Regions from separate parts of the Homo sapiens genome. Here region 2 is linked to region 1. A link is an interaction called in ENCODE POLR2A ChIA-PET data of the cell type or tissue named here. Cell type or tissue: A673. All regions are shown on one strand. Links, peaks and the distances in the headings refer to the core of each region. The heading gives the core; the rest is flanking DNA.

Region 1 (4,348 bases), core at 1-4,000:
AAGTATAATAATTAAAAAAAAAAACCAAAACTACTTTGGTTATCCAAAAAAAAAAAAAAAGAATGAACTAGTGTGATTTTCAGAAAAAACCTGGGTTTTCTTTGCTCACCATCATCTGGCTGCTCAGTTTGTTGACGACTTGAGGGTACTATATTCCGATATGGCAAGTTAAACCACATACTATCTGGAACCACCTGCCCCTGTGGCCTCCCCTCCTACCTTGTCCCCTCCCCCTGAAGGAACCACGTTTTCTTTTCTTTTCTTTTCTTTTTTTTTTTTTTTAGACGGAGTCTCGCCCTGCTGCCAGGCTGGAGTGCAGTGGCAAGATCTCAGCTCACTGCAACCTCCGACTCCCTGGTTCAAGCAATTCTCCTGCCTCAGCCTCCTGAGTAGCTGGGACTACAGGTGTGCACCACCACACCCAGCTAATTTTTGTATGTTTAGTACAGACGAGGTTTCACCATGTTGGCCAGGCTGGTCTCGATCTCTTGACCTCATGATCCACCCACTTCGGCCTCCCAAAGTGCTGGGATTACAGGTGCAAGCCACTGCGCCTGGCCCGATATTCACTTTCCTAAGATAAGACTTTAAGAAGACATTGACCAGAATTGCCCATTGAGAGACCAAAAAGTAAATAATGAGTAATGCATTGTGACCCAATTTTAGAAAGGCAGTAGATACCTCTAGCCTGGTCTGCAAGGTTTGATAATAATAACAGCAACAATAATCACTAAATGGATGAGCTCTGGTAGTTGACATTTTCTTTTGATCCCCCCAGTATCTACTCCCTCCTAGATCCTGATTTTCCTTTGAAGATACCCTCTTTCCTCCCTGTCTGGCCATGTGCTTTGAATGACTCCACAACCTTGGTTTCAGAGGTGGGCACTTGACCTACACTTAAGCTGGTCAATATATCCCACTTCACCCCTTGGCCATACTGATTGGTTCAGGGATGTGTATGTGACCCAATTAGATCAATGAAGCATAATTCTGGGAGGCTGTGAGAAATTGCTGTAGCCCTCTGACCCCTATGGATGGAGAGTTGGGACTTTCTGGACACTACCACATGGAGACTGAAGATGAAGCTAACACTTTCCAGAGCAAGCTGAGTGACAGACAGAAATCAAAGCCTGATGATACCATTTGAACCCTGTATATAGCCATGTCTGGAGCTACATCTATGATGGTTTTTGACTGATATATTTCAATAAAAATCCTTTCCATTTAAACTAAGTTTCCTGCCTCTTGCAACCATGGAATTCTAACTGATACATTTATGATTTGCTGGCACTAGGTTAAGTAAGCTCTTTTACATATATTGACCTATTTAATCGTTACAGCAACACAATGGGAGTAGATATTATATTATCTCCATTTCACAGTGAATGCAACTGAGGCTTAGACAAGTGAAATATTTTCCCACTGACAGCTCGAGGTTGATATTAGAATTCAGATCTTAGCCACTATGCTGTTTCCTCGGCATGCGAATATGGCTGGAGAGTGGCAGCATGGTTCTTTCTCAGGATTCCATATCCTCTCAGGCACTTCATCCAGTTCTCTCCCTCCCCTCCCCAACACTGGTAACCCATTCCTTCATTTTGCTGTCCTTTCCCTCATCTCTTCTCCCAATCTCACACCTTGACTTCAATACTCCCAGGAGATAAACATTAGGCCCTCCACCTAGCAAGTTCAGAGAGCTCAGGTTTAGAGCAAGCTCAGAGAGCCTAAGGCAGGAGACTGGCTGAGATGACCCCTGCACAGCCCCCAGGCCACCTTGTTGTGGAAGCTATGGCCTTAGCCTGGGTGCTGGTGATTGCTTCTTCCTTTTCTGGCACAGAGCCACTCTCAGAGGCTTCTTTGACAGCACCTAGGGCAAGCCAGGCTGATAGGCACCCTGCTCGAATAAGGCATTTCACTGCCTGGGCATTTGTGTGCAGCTGGCTCTGTTTGAAATCCTGCCTCTTTCTGACTTCACTTCCTGAATGTGCTGACAGGCCTCTGAGCCAAGCCAAACAGGTTCACAATGCAGTGCCTGCAGAGTATTCCCCCGTGAGTGCAGCTGGGGAAACAAAACTTTTCTCCAGCCCACAGAGAGGACCTGCCAGCCCTTATATGACCAAGAAGTAGGCCCTGTGAGACCTCGTTGAATCTTAATGGGAAATGTTTTTATTTCAGCTGTGTGTGTGTGTGTGTGTATGTGTGTGTATGTATTCCTGATTGTATTCCTGATTTTTTTTTCTTAAATTAACAAGTCGACAGTAAAAACTAGCTAATTATTCTGTGCCTGCTGTATATAAGTGCTTTAGATGTATGTTCCTCCCAACAACCTTCTGTGGCAGCCATGATTGGCCTCATTTTTGCAAAGAAAGAAATTGAGGATTAGCAATCAATGGTAAGGGACTGGCTCCATGCTCCCCAGCTACAAGTGGCAGAGGCTAGATTTAACGCAGGGGCACTTCACTCCAAAATCTGCATGCCTCTGAGTCATAATACCTCAATTCTCTCCCCTAACTCATAATACCTCAATTCCTGATGTGTTTGTTCAGAAGTGCAGTGAGGAACAGTGGGAAGGGCAGAGGCTCTAGTGTCTTTCTAGCTCTGAAGTTTGGCAAGATAGTTTTTTTCTCTAAATCTCAGTTCCTCATATACAAAATGAAATAACAGTGCCTGTGTGGCAGAGAAGTTGCAGAGTTCAATGAGATAGAAATTTACATGGCAGTACTATTCAAGAGCAAGGTCCTGTGTGGACAAAGCCAGTTCTTTGGAGTCAGGAAGAGTTGGATTCAGCTTGAGCTTCTACAAGTCACTTATTTCCTAAAGTTGAACAAGACCTGATGCTCCATTTCCCCTTAACACCAACCCTGGAAGTCCTAACACAATGCCTGCTACATAGGAGACATGTAGCAAATGGTATCTATTATAAATATTATATACGTGTCGGTTTTTATTATGCTTGTAGCAAGCATTATTGGTTCCTACCAGAGGATATCGTTCCTACTGTTGGTTCCTACTAGAGTTAGAATATACTAGGTAATGCTATAAGAACAAGCAACCCTCAAATTCAGTGCCTTAAAGCAACAAATTCTTGGGGGATTTTGCTCATGCTAAATGGTCACTGTGGGTATGCTGGTGGTCAGGAGTTGTGGGAGAGGAGAGTGGACTCTGTCCACATCACTATCGTTTAAGGACACAGGCTGATGGACATTGCATTCCTGTGTGTCCACAGTTGCCAAGGCAAAGAAAAGGGAAGATGTTGAATCTTGTAGTTGCTCTCAAGGCGTCCTATCTTGGTGTGATATGTCACCATTGTTTGCATTTCATTGGCTGATGCAAGTCAGAAGTCCTCTCGCTTAAGTTCAAGGAGGTAGGAGATGGCAAAGTACAAGCAATCATGGTGGGTTCATTTCCTAGTCATGAATGATTTTGAGTCTAGGAATATGACCTGCTCCTGTCCAATGGGACAAAAGGGCAAGTCTACTGGGGTGGAGGTGGGGAGCCGCTAGGAAAGTTTCTCTTGTTAATAAAAACAGAAAGATGATAGTAAACATTCCTGCATTGCTGGTGACTATTGTGTTGACTTATGATGCCGGAAATGCTGCAGGTATCTTGAGTGCTCACAAGAAACTTCCTTGACACACTGAGAATGGTGAAATGAAAAGATAGGAGGCACCTGAACCCGTGATTATGTCATTAAGCCACTACATTAGCCACTCGTGGACTTGTTTCATAGCTGGTCTTCTGGTTTACGTTGCATGTTCTGTTGCTGGCCCCTGCACACATCTTAACTGGTAGAATGGTCAATAATAGAACAATTCAGATGCCTGCCCATTTTTCTCCAGGATAACATAATATCAGGAAAAGTTTCCCCCTTCAAGCATGAACCTAAGATCAATCAATACACCCTGGAAGAGATTAGTCATCAGCCCAAGGTGATGAATGTACAATCCTCAGGATATTTGGGAAATATTCAAATTCTGTCCAGGGGACCAGTGAGTACCTACAACCTAAGAAGGCAATAACTGTATTGGTCATCTGGTAACACAATTGTTTGAAGCAATAATGAGGCAATCATCAAACAATGTTTTTTAGTGATGTACATGAAAGAAGTTTGTATAGCAAGAAACTCTCAGGGCTTCTCAGCACAGAAGTGTTCGTTCTCTCCAGAGAGGGGGAGTTTGCAGAGAGGCAAGGAGAGTTCATTAGACATTGCTGCGGCATGGACAAAATATCCCAGGAGACTATCTGATTACCTTTGCTCAGATGCTGTGCACATCAAAGAACCTTCTGATAACTAATTCAGTCCTCAGGGTCCTTGATGTAGACGTAGGGGTGTGCACTGAGTAAGAGA
Region 2 (4,364 bases), core at 1-4,000, 1.1 Mb after region 1:
ACTCAATTTTTGCCCATAAAAGGTTTCTGAAGAAATATGAAGATCTGTGTAATGCAAAATTAAATGCTTCTAGTTACTCAGTATTTATTTTAACATCCTCTAAAGCCTCAGTGTGTCCTTTACTGTATTTATTACTTTATTTTTTTTATCCAGGGGTTACTCTTCCTATTTGTCTCTTTGTACTACCAAGGAGAAAATAGCATAGTTTGAAATGTGTTTTATTTTGTCATTGGTAGTATCAGTAGGATATTTTCAAGAGTAGCATTTCATGATGTATATGGTTCTTTTGCATTATTCTAGTCAGCCAGAATAGGCTATTATCTACTTTTATCTCTTATTTATACAAAGGCATATCACTTTATAAACTTCCCATGTGTGAATGCTGTGCTCCACCAGAAAGCACTAGTTATTCTTCCTGAAACATGGCTCATGCTTTCATGACACCATGCTTTTCATCTGAGCTCTTTCCTTTCTTCTGTTGGGTAAAATATTGCTTAAAGGGCCCTGAAGGAAATTATGTGTGAGGTATTCTCAGAACTTTCTCTCATGAGTCAGTCATCCTAGTTGAGATCAGTGACTGTGTATTATTTATTTGTTCTTCCATGACCTCTTGATACATAAATCAGTGAAGATATTGTAGCCAGGTAGTCCATGATTGATTCATTTTTTTCAGCCTATATTTGTTGAGCATCTAATATCCATGTACTGTACTAGTTACTAGTGATGCTAAGTTCAGTAAAATTGTGTTATGTGGTCTAGTGGGAGAGTAATGACTTCCCTTATAAGAAACTCAACAGCCAAAATATGGTAATTTATCAGGTATCAATATTGAGATAGACTATAGTAAATTTAATCTATACTGGTGGTTCTTAAACATTAACTTGCCTCAGAAGACTTGTTAAAACACAAATTGCTAGACGCACTGGCAGAACTTCTGATTCAGTAGGTCTGGGTAAGGCCCCTAAATTTGTATTTTTAACAAATTCCCAGGGATGCTAATCTTGTTAATCCGGGGACCACCCTTCAAGAACCTTTGATCTAAGCCATTCTGTTGTGACATGTCTGCTCATAGGTGGTACGGTGATGGCCCAAACACAAAAATTTTTATAATTAAGTCTAATTCCAGGCCATTCTTTTAAGTTACTGTTTTAAATAATTTTAAATTTAGTGATTAAATAGAGAAAATGGATTTTGTGCCTTCTTACTAGCATTACCATTTCATAGATTAATCAGCTTCTGAACCCTTATTTTCTATAAAAATGAGGAAAGCCTTAGCTTTATAGGTTGGTTTTAAGGATTAAGTGTCTTTATGTGAGAAGCACTCGGCAAACTCTGTTTAGTCATGTTAAATAAAAAATATATGTTTTTTTTTTTCAGAGTCTAGCATTCCAGAAACTGGGGATGGAATCTAGACTTGTGAGCGGCGGTGGTGCCTGCAGTGACACTGGTGCGTGCACTCCTGCGCGGTCTTTCTTAGCGCAGCAACGGCACATCACCAACACCAGAAGAAATCTCTCTGTTAAAGTCCCTGCTACAACATCTGATTAAACTGCAAAAAAAACAAAACAAAACAAAAAAACCACATAAAATAGAAGTGTCCTTAAAATATTTTGTACCTTTCAACTAACTACCAGATTGAAAAAGAGTTTATGATGCGGGATATCAGGTATTTTAAAATCAACATGCATCAAATTAATTTTGCCAGTTGACTTTAAAAACAAATTATAGAATTAGCCATCTCTCTGAGGGAGCACATTTGAATAATTGGAGATGCAGTTATACACACATTTCAAACAAACATTTGTCTTTTGAGAGTATTATAATTTCAAATTGGCCTTGTATATTTTAGTTAAATGTTTTCAGTTGTATTAGTAACTTAATTAATTTTCAATAGCTATTCAGTAATACTTAATCTTAGAACATTAATTGGATTTGTTTAATCTTTTTTTGTTTTTTGTTGATTTATATGAAAACAGTCTTGAGGCAGGGACATGGAGAACTATGCAAGGGTGATTTCTTTGACTTAATATATACAAGGCTTTACTTCTGTCCCCTAATTCTTCCATTGAATGTGTACCTCTACCTTGTCATGTCATGGAAGATACAACATTTGGAAGATCTGACAATTGGAATGACTTTGGAATAATAAAATTGACTAATTGGAAATTTTGCATATTCTGAAAATCTAATCTCATAGTTCTAATTTGTACCTATGGCAAATAAGGGCTTCTGGACATCATGTTTAAAATGTTAAGCATAAGAAATAAACTGACATTTGTAATAGGTGACTTTCTGATGGAAAGCAAGCTATATATATATATATATATATATATATATATATATATATACTTTTTGTGAAATGTCTATATACTTTTTAAGGTAATTAATGAAGATTTCAGTTATTGCTTTTAAGCATAAAGTTGTATTTAGCTTCTGCTGAAAAATTGTATCATATAATAATTTTGCTTCATTGAAAAGGGATGTTGCAGTGATGAAACAAGGTGGGATCAGTTTGATTTTGTTTACTTATTAAGGAGTTTATCTTGGGCTCAGTTTGTGGTATTCAGTTCGTTTCTGCCCAAAGCTCTTATTTTCAGAGGTGTTACTTTTGAACTTTTGGGGTCATTTTTAAAAGTTAGCACTTTTGAATTTTAGTTGTGTTAAATATGTGCTGTCGTATATCATAGCCATGAGCCATATATGACAATTTAAATTTAATTAATTATAAACTCAGTCTCTTGGTTGCACCAGCCACATTTCAGATGCTCAATAGCCACATGTGGCTAGTGGGTACCATATTGGACAGGGCAGCTATAGAATATTTCCATCATTGCAGAAAGTTCTATTGGATAGTACCATAATCTTTTTATAGTAACTTGGAAATACTATTTGATATTAGATGTTAGACCACAAAAAGAAGAAAAATGTTAGGACTATTTCAGATATAAAAAGGAACTGAATTGTGACATAATTAGCATCTTACATTCCATACAGTTGAATACCTTATGCTGTGACAACCATAGTTAATCATTTCAGTGCTGTTCAACATACATACCTATCAGCAGTGTGTTTAGACCAGGGGTCTGCAAACTTTCTGTGAATGGACAAAGAGTAAATACTTTAGTAAATGTCTTAGGCTTTGTGGCCTACATGATCTTTGTTGCAAGTACTCAACTCTGCCATTATAGAGTTAAAGCAGCCATACACAATATATAAACAAAATGGGCATAGTTGTATTTCAGTAAAACTTTATTTACAAAGACAGGCGGTAGGCCAGATTTGGCTTGCATGCTGTAGAGCTGTGGTCTAAATTTTATTCATAGACTTTCTTTGCAAATACAGTGTGAGTATTGTTCCATTTACAGTATTATTATTTTTTAGATACCTGGTTTTTAGATTCTTGCCTGGTAACTTTTTACTGAAAATACAAGAATTTCGTACTGCATTTGCATCTCCGAGATTAGGGAGCACCTGTCAGGATATGTTGTTCTATCAGGGTTACTTCTGTTGACTACCTCTTAGATTTTGATACAGTTATATTGTTGAGTTTCATTTTCATATATTCTTGTAGTGTCTGCTTGCCTGTGACTTCTGGTAAAATAAAATAAGCCTTTGAAAATATTTTAGCATGGTATTTAACATTTTCTAAATATTATGGCATTTTGACATATTTTAGTCAGCGAAGACATCTGCCCCTTTGGTGTTTCTACTTGCTTATGATTGAGATTTTACAAGCCCTTCAAACTCCGTTTTAAAGGAATTTATTGTAAAACATTAACTTTAATAAATTAGTGTTTTCACAGATCAGATCATTATACTTGGAACTTCTAAATCATGCAATTTCTGAATAAGGACATAAGGCTAGATTCATTTTTCTTAATAGAGAAAAAGGAAATTTCTGATTTATCACTTTTCTAGTTGATAAGTAGGATTCAAAACGTTTGATATGTAAGTATTTATATAAGACTAATGTAATTTAAAGTTCTGTATTATTGTGATTAATCATACAGAAATTCAGGAACTGATCAGAAGTGAGATTCTTTTCCACATCTGGTTAATGTAGTGAGTTGACACCCTGTGGGTGGTAAAGCATTATAAACATTTCATCTTGAACCATGATTTATACACATCTGTGTTATAAGGGAGGCTTGAGTACATATACCAATGAAGAGATATTCAGCATTTGTCTATTTGATAAGGAATTAAATGTCCTAGTGATTATAAAGTAAAACCACAGACCAATTTGCAAATGATCTTCAATGTTAAGCACTTGCTCTAAGATTAAAATTCCTTTTCTTTTTAAGGTTAAGGGTGTGTACGTATGGCAGTGATGTCTATGTTGAGATTAACTTATGTATTGAGGA

Evidence for each region. Peaks named below come from ENCODE experiments on the same cell type or tissue, not always from the same donor. Only the 100,000 strongest peaks of a DNase experiment are listed, where the experiment ranks them.
Region 2: POLR2A ChIA-PET joins it to region 1 with 5 read pairs; 1 of 35 experiments calls an interaction of 5 or more read pairs at or near these places.

The regions. Positions count from the first base shown.
Region 1 is chr1:58,771,604-58,775,951 of GRCh38, forward strand. No RefSeq gene overlaps it. Among named protein-coding and RNA genes, the nearest start is that of JUN, 10 kb to the right of the region's middle. RefSeq lists enhancers at 1,711-1,910, 2,542-2,601. In A673, for the core only: no CTCF peak of the experiment used is centred there; a DNase peak (open chromatin) is centred at 1,978.
Region 2 is chr1:59,871,418-59,875,781 of GRCh38, forward strand. It overlaps HOOK1 (hook microtubule tethering protein 1), which reads left to right. Exons shown (of 22, transcript NM_015888.6): 22 at 1,378-4,364. The coding sequence ends at 1,548. Among named protein-coding and RNA genes, the nearest start is that of CYP2J2, 53 kb to the right of the region's middle. In A673, for the core only: no CTCF peak of the experiment used is centred there; no DNase peak of the experiment used is centred there; H3K27ac peaks cover 576 bases.